Linked DNA regions of Mus musculus: region 1 is linked to region 2. Evidence: chromatin contacts called from ENCODE Hi-C data. All regions are on one chromosome and are shown on one strand. Each heading gives the region's core, a stretch centred on a gene start or an enhancer-like site at or near the end of the contact. The rest is flanking DNA. Distances are from core to core; before and after follow the strand shown.

Evidence for each region. Hi-C counts contacts between places; a loop is a spot of excess contacts on that map.
Region 1: a map of T-helper 17 cell shows a loop between it and region 2 (2.3-fold over the local background). The contact joins the promoter of Spo11 here to the promoter of Cass4 in region 2. A Hi-C loop is called at or near these places in 3 of 37 maps with a recorded cell type or tissue (T-helper 17 cell and v-Abl transformed pro-B cells).

What each region holds. Positions count from the first base shown.
Region 1 is chr2:172,974,328-172,981,972 of GRCm38, forward strand. Spo11 (SPO11 meiotic protein covalently bound to DSB) reads left to right here and starts at 5,515. Exons shown (of 13, transcript NM_012046.2): 1 at 5,515-5,697. The coding sequence starts at 5,567. Gm52538 (a long non-coding RNA gene) reads right to left here and starts at 4,793. Exons shown (of 3, transcript XR_003953974.1): 1 at 4,751-4,793; 2 at 3,917-4,014; 3 at 1-79.
Region 2 is chr2:172,390,786-172,397,336 of GRCm38, forward strand. It overlaps Cass4 (Cas scaffolding protein family member 4), which reads left to right and starts at 2,859. Exons shown (of 7, transcript NM_001080820.3): 1 at 2,859-3,220. The coding sequence starts at 3,185.

The sequences.
Region 1 (7,645 bases), core at 4,265-6,764, 590 kb after region 2:
GTGACTTCATTAGCATCTAGCTCTTTGCTCCAGAGGGAGTCCACCGTGCAACGTCCAAGTTGAAGCTAGCCAAGGACATCTGCAAAGAGAGCAAGGGAGGAATTGAAAAGCAAACAGAGCCAGCAGTTCATCTGAGCAGGTGGTGTGATGAGATCAGAGGAGACCGCGGGGGTGGGGGGGGGGTGTCCTCCTCAGAGTTCCTCCCCAGGTTACCTCCTATCCCCGTCCCTGGCTGATCAGATGAAAAGATTTCCAAAGAGGATGGAAACACATATGTGATCTGTAGCTCTCAGGACCGAGGTCTCGTGGGCTGCCACCGATCATGGCTCAGAAGCAGAAGACAGGCCAGACACACAAGAAGCTCAGGGAGTTAGCTGATGTAAACTCTCCCCGTGACAGTGACCTGGAACGCCACTCACAGACCTCCCTGTCCATTTACCGTGCCCTGAGACCCAAGACGCCTCAGCTGCCAGAGTCAAGCCTGTCTCTTGCCTCCAAGCAGCTGAGTACGTGGCTTGCTTGGCCCGCTCCAAAAGCAAATCCTTCCCAACCGGAAGGAGCATCCTAATTCAATTAGTGAAGACACTGAGCCAGGGCTTGGCTCTCCCTGCCTTCCTGGCAGCATAGCTTCTATGAGCAAAACACCAAGGGGCAGTAAGGGCCCAAAGGCCACTCAGCTCCAGGGGGCTGGGTCTGTGGTTCCAACACAATACCTTGTTCCCAGGTAAAAGATTGCCACTGGGGCTCCTGTGTGTGTGTGTGTGTGTGTGTGTGTGTGTGTGTGTGTGTGTTGGGGGGGGAGGGGTCCCCATCCCTAGAGCATGGAAAAGCTTTGATATTTTAGAAACAGGTCCAGATTCAGGTCTCAGCTCCCCTTCGTCCTTGCTACAGATTCTCGGGTCTATTCCTCAGCTCCCCAAACCTCAGCTTCCCAGTGGGTGAGATGAAGGTTATGAAAGACCGGCCTCAGACACCCTTCCAAGTCTGACATGGGACAGGAGTCCTGGGAAGGACTCCAAGTGACCACAATCTGGGAGTAGCAGTCCCCGTGCTGTAGGGTGTCTGTGTCCCAGCAAGACCCTGGCTAGCATCTGTCAACATCCACAGGTACAGTTTGGAGAGACGTGTGAAGGACTCTGTAAATACCGTTACCTTGAACCCTCATAGCAAATCTACAACACAGGCTTCTCCTCATTGCATCATGCAGACTCCAGGTAGCTCTGTGTGTGTGTGTGTGTGTGTGTGTGTGTGTGTATGTGTGTGTATATGTGTGTGTGTATGTGTGTGTATGTGTGTGTATGTGTGTGTGTGTATGTGTGTGTGTGCATGTATTAAAGGACAGCCTGGCTGTCCTCTCTGTCACAGAGAGATGTCTCTGTAGCTGGATTGTACACCTAGGTCTCTCTAGGCCTGCAAGGGCCTCCTTGAATCTTATGAGATTCACCCATCCTTGGCATCATGGAATCCTGATTGTCAACTTGACAGAATCAACAGTCACCCCAGGAGACAAATCCTGGGTGGATCTGTGAGGGCATTTCCAGAAAGGTCTGAGAGGAAAGACTTTCCCCCATAGTGGGTGGCACCTCCCACAGTTGCTCAAGATATAATGAGACCCCAGGAAAGAAAGGGGAGGAACTCACAGGACCCCGGCCTTCCATGGGGTTTATATGCAGCTACTGGCTGACTGCGTTGAGGGGAGAGACATTTTCTTTGGCGGTGCAGGGAAAAGAACTCCTTAAATAATTCTTCCGAAGCTTACTGAGTCACACAAAGACAAGACATAAAAGTAGGTGAGATCTAGTTGGGAGAAGGAGGCGTGGATTAGCAGGGGGTGGGAGTAGAACAAAGAAGGTTCTGGGGCTAGGGTATGGCTATGGTCGAAGTAGACTACGCATATACATGAAATACCATAATGAAACCCACATAATGTATACTGATGAGAACATGGAGCTAGGTGTGTCTGACTCACTAAAGGAGGGGCTGCTTGCCCCCTCCTCTCTCTCTCTCTCTCTTGCTCTCTTGCTCCTACTCCTTACCCTCTCTCTCCCCATTCCCTTGCCCATGCTCTCTCCACATGCTCATGATCAGCCTCTTCTCTCCTCCCCTCCCCTCCCTCAACTCCCCTCCCCATGCCCTGAAAAGCCATACAACGGATATAGTATAGAATAGAGTTCATGTAGAGCACGGGGAGGGGAGTTGTTAGGGGAGTAAAGATAAGGCAGAGAGAGAGAGAGAGAGAGAGAGAGAGAGAGAGAGAGAGAGAGAGAGAGAGAGAGAGGAGAGACTGATGGGGAGCATGTGGAGAGATGGGGGAGGGGAACGGGGAGAGAAGGGACAGAGAGGGAAGAGAGGAAGAGAGGAAGAGGTAAGAGATGGGGGAGGGGGCGAGCTTCTTTTATACTGAGTCAGGCACAGCTGGCTGTTGCCAGGTAACTGTGGGGTGAAGCCTAGAACAACAGCAAACAGGAAGCACTCTTATGACTGTCCACTTGACAAGCTCTAGATCCTCTGGGAGACAGACCTCTGACCACGCTTATGGGGATTTATCTTCAAAACATAGTTATTCACTTCCTTTTTAAAAAAAATTTTATATGCATGAGTGTTTTGACTACATATTTGTCTGTGCACAACGTGGGTGCCTGATGCTCACAGGGGCCGGAAGAGGGCACTGGACTCCCTAGGACAGGAGTTATAGATGGTTTCGAGCTCCAGTGGGCAGTTGTTTTGATTAAGTTCATTGGTTTGGGAAGATCCATTCTAATTGGGCAGGACCATTCTCTGGGCAGGAGATCCTGAAGTGTATAAAATGCATTCATGGAGCCGAGCCTACACCCACCCATTCATCCCTGTTTCCTGATTGTGGGTGACCCACGACCAGCTACTTCCTGCCAGATAAAACAAGCCCTTTCTCCCTCAAGTTGCTTTTGTGGAGGTGTTTTCATTGTAGCAACAGAAAAAGAAACTAAGACCTTCATCCTGACAAAGTCTAGGGAAATGCTCAGAGGGCCAGGGGATGAAAAGGTCTCAGCCGGGGAAGCCAGACAGCTTCTCTTCGCCAGCAGTGCTGGCTGAGGCTTGCTTGGAGCCCACTGTGTTTTTCTGGTCCTGTCTCCCATCGTGGGGCTGGAGCTGCCTTTGAAGTGCAGGTGCTGTAAACAGCTGCTGCGGGCACACCGCAATGCTCACACAGCACAGCAATGCTTCCTTGCTCCTCTACTCCTCTCGGAACAGAACGAGGCAGGATGCCTGCAGGGCAGAGGCAGATGCAGCTGCTGGCAGAACGCTCCCTCCCCCCACCTTTGTCACGGAGGTGGGAACCCCCGCCAGGCACCCAAACCCTGAGTCTCTCTCAAAGGATCTGCAGGTTTAGGCATCTTTGTTCATCTGCAGGCTCCTCCCTAGCCCTCCAGCCACCTCAGAACTTTTCAAAAGTCCCAGAGGAGGAGAGAGGCCTCTGGTGGAGTCTGTAGACCTGCGATTCAGGTCTGTCTCCAAGGGACATAAAAGGGGAGCCGTGTGTGAAACTCAGAAGAAAGCTGTGATGTCACCTTGCCCTCCCTCTTCAAGTCCTTCTGAAGCTTGCCTGTTGTGTGGCTGTCCTCCGGAGGAAAACTAAAACCAAAACCAAACCAACCAACCAAACAAACAAAAAGGCCACCACTCAGGACAAAGGGCTAGTTCCGCCAGGAAGAACCCTGCAAAATGCCAGCCCACCCTGAGCCAGACCCCTGGAGGCCCCTGGGTTCCCCAGGATCTGACATGAACCTGGCATCAAAGCCTCCCTCTTGGAGAACCGGCTCGCATGCTCAGCCTCGCATGCAGCTCTCAACCTTTCTGAGCCCAGACTCTCCATCCAGAAAATGAGGGTGAGTTTTCCCTACTCATTTCAAGTGTACCTATCTCCTGGTACACTTACCTGAGGTTCGCCCGTTTGTGTTCAGTTGCTGCATCTCCTTGGGCTGAGGGCTTCCTGAGGACAGAGACCTAGCTCCCTCATCCCTCTGGTAACCAGCACTGCATAGCACATGAGAGGCAACAGGAAGGAGTGTGATAATGATAAAGAAAGGCTCTTCACACAGGTCTCACACACACACACACACACACACACACACACACACACACACACACACACACACGCAGTGTTGGCTTTTAGCCTAGGCTCCACTCCATAGTTACTTGGCAATAGCCAGCTGGGCCTGACTCATTATAAAAGGGGTTGCTTGCCCCCTCCTCTCTCTCTCTCTCTCTCTCTTGCTCTCCTGTCCTTGCTCTCTTCCCCTCTTCCCCCTCTTTCCCCATTTCCCTCCCCCCTTCCTCCCCCCCATGTGCTCATAGCCAGCCTCTACTCCTCTATCCCCACCCCCCCTTTCTCTCAACTCCCTTCCCCATCCATGCCCTAAATAAACTCTATTCTATACTACAGAATAGTATAGGGAAGTGTGGCTGGTCCCTCAGAGGGAAGGGATGCCTCAGCATGGGCATGCAGAGAGGAGGCTGTTATTTCTGCCACTAGACTATTAGAAATAAAAACTATCAACTGGGGCCTGTGGTCAGGTGGCTCTCACGGGATCAGTCCCAGCATCTCTCATACACCTTGATTCAAGCCACTTTGGTCCAGTCAGTTTTTTACCTCATCCCAGTCTCTCTTTGTTAAGGATACGGTTCTAAGAGTCAAGGCTCCTCTAGGACTTCAGAAATCCCACCTTCTGCTCTAGAAGGCTCAGAGAGAATAAAGCGAGACATGTCTTACCGTAGGTCTGCAAGGAGAGGAAGTGATATTCACGCTATTAAGGCTTAGGATGGAAATACTATTTTCAGATAAGCAACAACTTTTTATATATTTTTAAAAATTCACTTTTTTTAAAAAAATATTTTTATGTGTGAGTACCACATGCATGCAGGAACCCACAGAGGCCAGAGGGCATGAGGTCCCATGGAAGTGTAGTTTTAGGCAGATATGAGTTGCCTGGCGGGGGTCCTAAGAAATGAATGAACCTAGGCTCTCTACAAGTGCATTAAAATTCTTAACGCCGAGCTTTCCCCAACGACAATCTTCTTAATAAAAGCAAATCCCAAACATGTTTTGGACAGTAAAAAGCCTTTAATCCCGGCACACAGGAGGAGGCAGGTGGAGAGGACCTGGTACAGAGGCAGGAAGCCAAACCAGGCAGAAATGTTTCCCTTCTCCCATACCTATCCCCAGGTCCATGACCGTCCTAGTGAAAAGTTGTAATTATTACCTCCCCAAATGACCCCCCAAAAGAGCTTTGCAAGTATTATTTCCCCTAAGTTATCAGACCAAGAAAACCTCGACCCCAGAGATCTGCATCTGAGAGCTTCATGTCCTCCCTGAAGGGTAGTGTGTGTGTGTGTGTGTGTGTGTGTGTGTGTGTGTGTGTGTGTGTGTGTGTGTGTGTGTTGGGGGGGCGCCTCAGAGGCCCCTGCGCCTGCGCACTCTGCTCCGCGGGCTGTCCCGCGGTCAGTGGTGCAGTGCGCATGCGCGTGGCTAGAGCGCGGAAAGGTTCGCAGGGGCAGGAGGCCTCAGAGCGGCTCCGCATCCGCCATTATGGCGTTCGCGCCTATGGGGCCCGAGGCCTCGTTCTTCGACGCCCTGGATCGGCACAGGGCTTCCCTGTTGGCCATGGTGAAGAGAGGCGCAGGGGAGACCCCTGCCGGGGCCACCCGCGTGGCCTCTAGGTACAGCAGCTCGGCAGGGCCATGGAAAGCCCGGGAAGGTTCCTCGTGGCGCCGAGGTGGCCTCCGTGGGGAGAGCGTCGGAGGCCACGTCCGAGCCCCGAAGTCGGTGCTCCCTAGTGCTCCCTGGTGGTGACCGGGACCCTGTACACACCAGATGTTTTCTAGAATGTTCCAGGCGCCCCGCTCTGGCTTAGTTCCTAGGTTTATCAGTGTCCTTTATAGTCAGAGAGCTTGAGACTTGCTTTGGATTTATGGGGCTTTGTCTTGTTTTGTTTTGTTTGTTTTTGTTTTTGTTTTAAATGAAAGCTGGGCTTTAATTTCAGCACCGGGAGGCTGAGGCAGGCAGGTTTCTGAGTTTGAAATCAGTAGTTCCAGAATAGCCAGGGCTGTTAGACAGAGAAACCCCATGTTGAAAAAAAATTGTGTGTGTGTGTGTGTGTGTGTGTGTGTGTGTGTAAAATAGGTTTGGGAGTGAGGGATAGAAGAGGAAAGAGAAAGTGAAAAGCGTTTACTCTCTGAACTACCACTAATTAATTTCTCAGAACTAACAAGGACATCATCACATTTTAAGTAATTTATAATAAGACTTTTTTTTTTTTAACCTGAAGGGAACAGATGAACATATTGTAAGTAATTTCTTCACAACCAACTACAGAGACTCTCCTACGGTTCACCTGACTATATCTTGACCTTCAGTATTTGTCTCAGCCTATTCCAAACTTTGAAAAAAATTGTGTTAGAAAATAGTAAATGTTTTAAAATCCATTTTCTGATCTATCCCCCCCCCCACATACACACAGTAGAAACGTTGAGAATTGTGTGGTTGTTAAAACTCAACATTTTGCCCATCTTCTTTGTTTAGCTTGGCTTTCCTCCTTAGGCAATGTGCCAATGTTGCTTAAAATGATTGAGATATATATTTTTTTTAAACTGATGGTTTGTGAAATTAACAGCCAGCTGGAGAAAGCTGGGTTCAGTCTTGATATTTTGTGGTAAAGAGGCATGATTTTTTTGTGGCCAAGTGAACTATTTAGTACAAAATTCATTTTTTTTTCTTTTCTTGTAGTGATTAATTTTTTTCCTTTTGAATCATTACAATTTAAGATGGTTAATTTTTAGTCATGATATCAATTTTAGGGCAATGTGCTATAAGAAAGTATGTATGTGTGTGAGAGCGAGCGCGCTTGCTCACTTGCAGGAGCGTATATGTGTGTTAATGTTTCTGCATTGAATTCTTGGGAAGGAAGTTCAAAGCTAGTCTTACATCATCCTCAGTTAAAACATTTTTACAGTAGTATTTCAAGCCAAGTCTGTATTGAAGTTCAGCGACATTGAAGTAAGTTAATGTGAGCAAATAAAAAATGTATTTGTAAGTTATATTAGCTCGTCATTAATGCAAAAGGGTTCTTTGAAAGAGGAATTTACAGGTAAATCTAATTTTTTGTAAGTAAGCGCTATGAGAACAGTTGTTGGAATCCATGCCAAGGTAAGAATTTGGTAAGAGAGATGGTTACTGACATGTGTTTGCAAGGCTTAAAGAGACAAACAGAAGCGAGGAGGGGTGGTCCACATCTGCAATCCCACCATCCAGGAAAGCAAGGGAGGATTGTGGGTTTGAGGCCATTCTGAACTTCATGGTGAGTTCCAGGTTAGCCTTTGCTACCTTGTGAGACCTTGTCTCCAAAAGCAAGACAAAACAAAACAACAAAAATATGATGAAATAAAGAAATTGTGCCAGGTGGTAGATGTCCATGCCTTTAATTCCAGCACTTGGGAAAGAGAGGCAGGCAGATCTCTTGAGTTTGAGGCCAGCCTGGTCTACAGAATGAGTTCCAGGACATCTAGGGCTCCACAGAGAAATCCTGTTGGGGTGGGGATTGGGAGGTTGTCTTTGTATTGATCTGGGAGATGTTACATGGTATAAAATTAGATCTTACTGTGTTTATTG
Region 2 (6,551 bases), core at 1,609-4,108:
CTTCTGATATTGAAGTCTTATTTCTTCGACAGTTTCATGCATATTCACATAATGTATTTTGAGCACACACACCCCGTACACACACTTATATAAATATAGAATCTTTTTAAAAAATGATTTCCGAGTATTGTGTGCATTTTGAGTGCCGGGAAATCCTCGGTGGCTTACAGGCTCACATGCAGAACGGGTTTAAGGAAGCAACTTCAGGTGAGTTCTGTGGAGGCCGTGCATGACCATGAAGATGTGTGCCCGGTCACTCTTGCATTCACTCGGATGACATCTGACCAAACACTCACCTCTGATCTCTTCCTCCTGTTTCCCTAATAAGTGATGGCATTTGGGCATGGACCTTGGGTTTTGGTAGTTTTCTGGATATGTGTTTGTTAGGGATGTTATTCACTCTCAGGAATTTTCTCAGATCCCCACATCCATTTTTGCCTTTAGAAATTAGTATAAGTAACAAATGCTTTTTTGTTGAGTTCTGCCTTATTTAAAGCATCAACATTGGCAGAGGCTTGGGCTATAGGTCAGTTGGCAGAGTGCTTGGGCTATAGGTCAGTTGGCAGAGTGCTTGGGCTATGGGTCAGTTGGCAGAGGCTTGGGCTATAGGTCAGTTGGCAGAGGCTTGGGCTATAGGTCAGTTGGCAGAGTGCTTGGGCTATAGGTCAGTTGGCAGAGTGCTTGCTTGCCATGCTCCAGGTCCTTGGTTTGACACCCAGCACCACATACATGGGTATGGTGCCTATAATCTCAACACTTGGGAGGTGAAGGCCGAAGGATCAGAAGTTCAAGGCCATCCTTAGCTACATAGAAAATGTGAGGCCAGCCTGGGCTACATGAGACTCTATTTCAAAACAAAGGAAGGGCTGCTGGGAGTGGTGGTGCACACCTTTAGTTCCAGCACTCCGGAGGCAGAGGCAGGAGGATCTCTGCAAGTGAGTCTAACCTGGTCTACAAAGTGAGTTTCAGGTCAGCCAGTAATATTACACACAGAAACTCTGTCTCAAAGAAAGAAAAAAAAAAAAACAAAAACAAGAAATAAGAAATAAAGAAAGGGAAGAAAGAAGGAAGGAAGGAGGAAAGAAGGAAGGAAGCAGGCATGAGGGGATCACTTCAGTAAATATCTGGACTTAAGGTCAGTGGCATAGCAGCTGAAAAGATGCTCAACACCGTCTGTAACTGCAGTTCCAGAGACTCTGACGCCTTCGTCAGGCATCTGTGGACATTGCCTGCACATTTACAGACATATGGGCAAAACACCACACACGTTTTTTTAAAAACTGGATGACTGATGGAGAGTGGCCTGCTACCAGGGATGCCTGGCTCGGTGAGCGAGAGCACGCCTTCTGATCTGTCCCTGTGCAGAGCAGTGGGCTGAAGCTCTTATGATTCACAACTCCTCTCTGCAGCTACAGCGTTTCCTAAAATGGAGCTCGCACTGCCTCTGATCTGACGCACCCCACCCTTTTCAGAATGTGTCTCTCTTGTGAAAAGCCTTCTGGAAATTACTACTTCTTCCCTGTGGACTTTGGCAGGGAGCATGTGGCTGACAGCTACTTCTATTTGCTAAGACAGATTCACACCGTAGTCCAGACTGGCCTAGAACTCTGAGGTGGCCCAGAACAGCCTTAAAGTCGCAGCTGTTCTCCTGTCTCAGCACTGTAGATGTGGGGGTGGGAGCATGCCCGGTTCTACATTTGTCTAGAGCCTGTTCATCCTGTCTAGTCATTGTCACCCCCTTTCGCTACTGTCGCCTGCAGATTGCTGATCACTGGTTCCTTAAAGACCATTTAAAATAGAGACAGCATTCTATCTGTTTGCTTGTTTTGATTGCATTTATTTTATCTGGGGAGGGAAGTATGCACACGAGTGGCAGTATGCATGCAGAGGTCAGAAAGACAGCTTGCAGGAGTCCTCTTCTCCCACCGTGTAATTCCAATAACTCCAACAAGTTTTCAGCTTAGCAGCTGACAGCTTCACCCACTGAACCATCTCACTGGTTCAATTTTTTTAAATTTACTTTTTTTTTCCACTTTGAGTTCGGGGCTGGCCCCAAACTTACTTTGTAAGTCAGGCTATCATTAAACTCACTGAGATTAGCCAGCCTCTGCTTTCTGGGAGTGCTGGTATCAAAGGAGAGTGCCACCGTGGTCTGGCTATGGCATGCTTTTTAAATCTCACACCTGGGAGGCAAAAATAGGTGGGTCTTGGTGAGTTTAAGGCCAGCCTGGTCTACAGATCGAATCCCAGGGGAGCTGGGAGGAGCTGCTTAGAAGAGGGGACCCTTATGCTGAAATGAAATGAAGCCTAAGCTAGTTTTGGGTTTTTGTTTTGTTTTCTTATTTGTTTGTTTGGTTTTTTTGGGGTTGTTTGTTTGTTTGTTTGTTTTTGGTTTTGGTTTTGTTTGTTTTTTGGTTTTTTTTTTTTTGTACTCCGTGGCTCCTCTCTGGATATTGGGTCTGAGTTGAGGGAAACTTTAAACTTGGGAAGTCGTGAGGACTCCACTTCATGAGTTCAGAGCACTCGCTTGACACAAAGAGCCAAGTGTGGGGCAGTATCTGGTGCTCTCAGCAGCGCCCGCTAAAATATAACCACGGAGAATTGGAGTGAAGGTGTAGAAAACGTGGGGTTCAGAGCAGGGCAGTTTACTCCTGTTACCCCAGCTGTCACACCGCAGGGGACAGGAAGGAAGACATGCTGACCCTCAGCGGAAGTCCAGCAGCTTTGCTTCATCATGGAAATGTGTTGCCTCGCTGGGTGGGAATTGTTCCATTAGTCTTCAAGGGACAAGAATGCGGTGTGATCCTACGCTGGGCTGCTCAAAGTAGGAACTTCACCTTGTAAAGCAGAAGGGTGGGTTTTTTTTTTTTTTTTTTTTTCTCCTTCTTCTTCTTTTGTGGTTTCACACAGCAAAGGAGTGTCAGCCTCCACTTACCATGAAGTGGGACAGCAGGCATGGAGGCGTGGGTGTGGCCTGAAGCTCTGGCCCCGCCTCCCCCGTTCCTTTCATTTGACTCTCTTTACTTGAAAGAATCATCTCGACTGTTTCCATGTGTTGGCAAACAGTTCCATAGAATCCAGCTCCTGGGAACCAGCCAGCAGCATGCAGTGATATTGCATCATTGGTCCCTGGAACCAGATATATCAGCGGCAGAACTCCGAGGACCCTGCTCACATCACAGCCATGAGAGGCACCAGCATCAGAGAGGGTGCGCCCAAGGTGAGTGACTGATTGGGGCTGAGTGCATGAGAGCAACAGTTGACTCAACTGTTTTTATCTTTGGGTCTCTAATGAACACGAAGGGTAGGTTATTAGTGGCAGGCAGGTTTGGAATGAGAAAGCTTTGCTCTTTACCAGTTGTTGGTTTCAAGATGACTGGAAATGATGGGGTGAAATCGGCAGGAGGCAGACAGCCCAAGCCCCCACTGTGTGTCTCTTCACCACTCAGCAAACTTCTTAAACATTCTCTCTTTCTCTGCATCCTGAAGGTGCTTAGTGTGGCTCTCAAGGATTCTGACTGGCTTGGGGCACTCACTTCTCTTGAATAGAGAGAGCTTAGACCTTGGCTCTACTCTTGCTAACTCCAATAAGGACACCCATGAACTGCCTTCGTGTTCCTTTGGGCGCTGGGGACTGGAACTCTGGTACAAACTGCAAGTCTGGGCCAGGAACCAAGAGACGGTCCTATAGCATATGTATAGCATGGCACACTGCTAACCCAAGAAGGGCACTGGAGCCTGAGATGTGACGATGGTACTTGCAATACAGGCATAAGGACCTGAATTCAGTACCCAGTACCCACATAAAAAAACAAAAAACAAAAAACAAAAACAAACAAAAAAAACAGGCATGAAAGCGTGTACCTGTAACCCCAGAGACGGCAAGGAGGTGACAGCAAGGTCCCTGTAGTTCTCTGGCCAGCATCCCTAAGACAAGCAACTCCAACTCCACACACACACACACACACACACACACACACACACACACACACACACACAAATAAAGTGGGTGGGTGATGGAGAAGGACATTGTGACATCAACTTTTGGGTTTCACACACCCATACTGTATGCGGGGGCTTGGGGAGAAGGAGGAGAGATCACAAGGAAAGTGAAGCTCACAGTCGTTGCTTTTCTGTCCCCTCCTATTCTTTCAAAATGTGATAGAATGGTAGATACAAAAGAGCCATGAAACAGTTGCTAAATGGGAGGCTGCTTGCCGGAATTAAATGTTGCTTGTCATTGTGATAGTAACAAGTGTTGGGCGTGGGATCCAGGGCTGGGGTCTGTGGCGACTCCTTGTTTAGATGACTTGTAAATATCTGAGTTGAGAATCTTGCCCCACAAAGCGCTGGGGAAGTGAGTAGTTGAGCCAGCCCCACTAAATCTTTCATCCAAAGGCATCCCCGCAGTTCCGGGCAGTCTGTCTCTCCGGCAGTCTGTCTCTCCGGCATACGGCCTCTGTCTGTACATCGACTGATGCTACAGCTCTGCTCACTGTTGCTGTTCAGCTTCGTGAAAATAAATAGCCAGCCCTGCACTCCTCCCTCCTGGGCTGGGGATGTTGTTCCGTTGGCAGAGCACTTGTCTCACAGGCACAAAAGCCCGGGTTTTGTCCCCAGCATGGGCTACACAGGCCTGTAACCCAAGATGATGGGGAATTCAAGGCATCCTCAGCCAGGGCCATCAACAACAGCAGGACATGCTTCATTCCTGTGCGTTTGACCTGTATCCTTACCTTCACATAGGTATTATGAGCCCATTTGAACGTCAGAACAGTCTCCAAAAACACCCTTGGGTCTGTTTGTCCAGTTCAAGGCTTCATCTCAAGGTCACACTCTTTGCCAGGTCTTGTCCTTAATCTGGAATAACCCATTTCCTATTTGTCTCTCACAACTTTGTCGGCTCTGTTTGTTTTGTTTCTGCTGAGATGCTTTTAAGATCTGAAACTTGGCACCACTCATTTCTGCACGTTTTATATGTCATAGTATAATCTGTAAGCGCATATGTATTGTCCGGGCAATGATGCACAGCCCGCTTGTCTGTTTGGTGCAAGGCCCAATAACTAACCGTCACTCACTGCGTGTGCACCAGGTGCTCCATGGAGCACCCAACTAGTCCTCACTCCCTTAGTGTGTGGACTCCGTTTGCAGCCTTCCCATGAGACAGGTCTTCTCAGCCTCATCTTGCATATGAAGAAACCCCCCCGACCCCCATGGGCAATCAGCGGCCCTGCCTAAGCAGAGCAAGAAGAAGACATCTGGCTACCCCCCCCCCGCCCCCCACTGTGGTCTCACCATAGCCATGGGGTCAGTGAACTGCATCAACAAAGAGCCATCTCATGCTGGAGGGGGGAGGGAGAGGAAGAGGGGCGTGGCTTGGACTTTCAGCTCCAGGGAGGCTGGAGGCAGGGGTTGGGGTGTGAGGGGTGTTGCTGCCACTTCAAGGCCAGCTTGAGCCACATAGACCCTGCCTCAAGAAACAAACGAAAAGCCAGGCGCTGCTTCTCACTTGGCAGGGCCCAGATCATGTCTGTTGTGCCGCGCCCTGTTTCTAGGACTCTTTAAAATACGGATTCTTTCTGACCTCACCGATGCCATCCAGCTCTGGTGCTCTAATCTCAGCTCATGCAAGACACCCCTTTCCAGTAAGGTGGTGCCTGAGGGGATCCCTCCCTGAGTGGGGGTCCAGTCTTCATCTCCCAGGCCAAGGAGCCTCCATCTGATTATTCACTCCATTTTTTTGAGTGTCTGTGTGGATGTATTTCTCCCCTTCCCTTCCTGGGTCTCACTAGTTAGCCCAGGCTGGCCTCAAACTCTTGGAGATCTATCTGCCTCTACAGTGCTGGAATGGAAGGTGTGCTCATCACGCTATGTTTGGCGAGTTATTTTCTCACATAAATGAGCAGGAGCAGTGAGTGCGGGGCCTTCTGGGCTTGTACTGTTTAGAATGTAATCAGCATGTCATAGAATACAATCATTAGTCAACATGTCATGTATAATATAGTCAGCATACAGTGTGATATAGTCAGCACTATGCCTTAGATTGCACTGACACAGTTGATCTGCCAGTTGATTTGTTAACCAACTGCCCTCGTTAATGTGGTGCCTCACTGTTCTGTTTTTTAAGTGACATTGTATTTATTTCATGTGTCTGTACATGTCTGGAGGATGGAGGTGAATGTCATGGCATGTGTGTAGTCAAAGGAGGACAGTTTTGCAGGAATCAGTTCTCTCCTTCCACCAGGTGGGTCCCAGGGATTGAACTTGGGACATGAGCCTTGGTAGCGGGAGCCTTTCACCACTGAGCTATTTCACCACCTTCATCTGCTTCCTAAGCAGGAGCACTGTGTGTGAGCAGGCTATACAGGGAAGCAGTTCTCTTTCTCTTCTTCTTTTTTTAAAGGCATTTTTTTATTATTTTTATTAGATATTTTCTTCATTGACATTTCAAATGCTATCCCCAAAGCCCTCTATACCCTCCCCCTGCCCTGCTCCCCAACCCACCCACTCCTGCTTCCTGGCCCTGGCATTCCCCTGTACTGAGGCATATG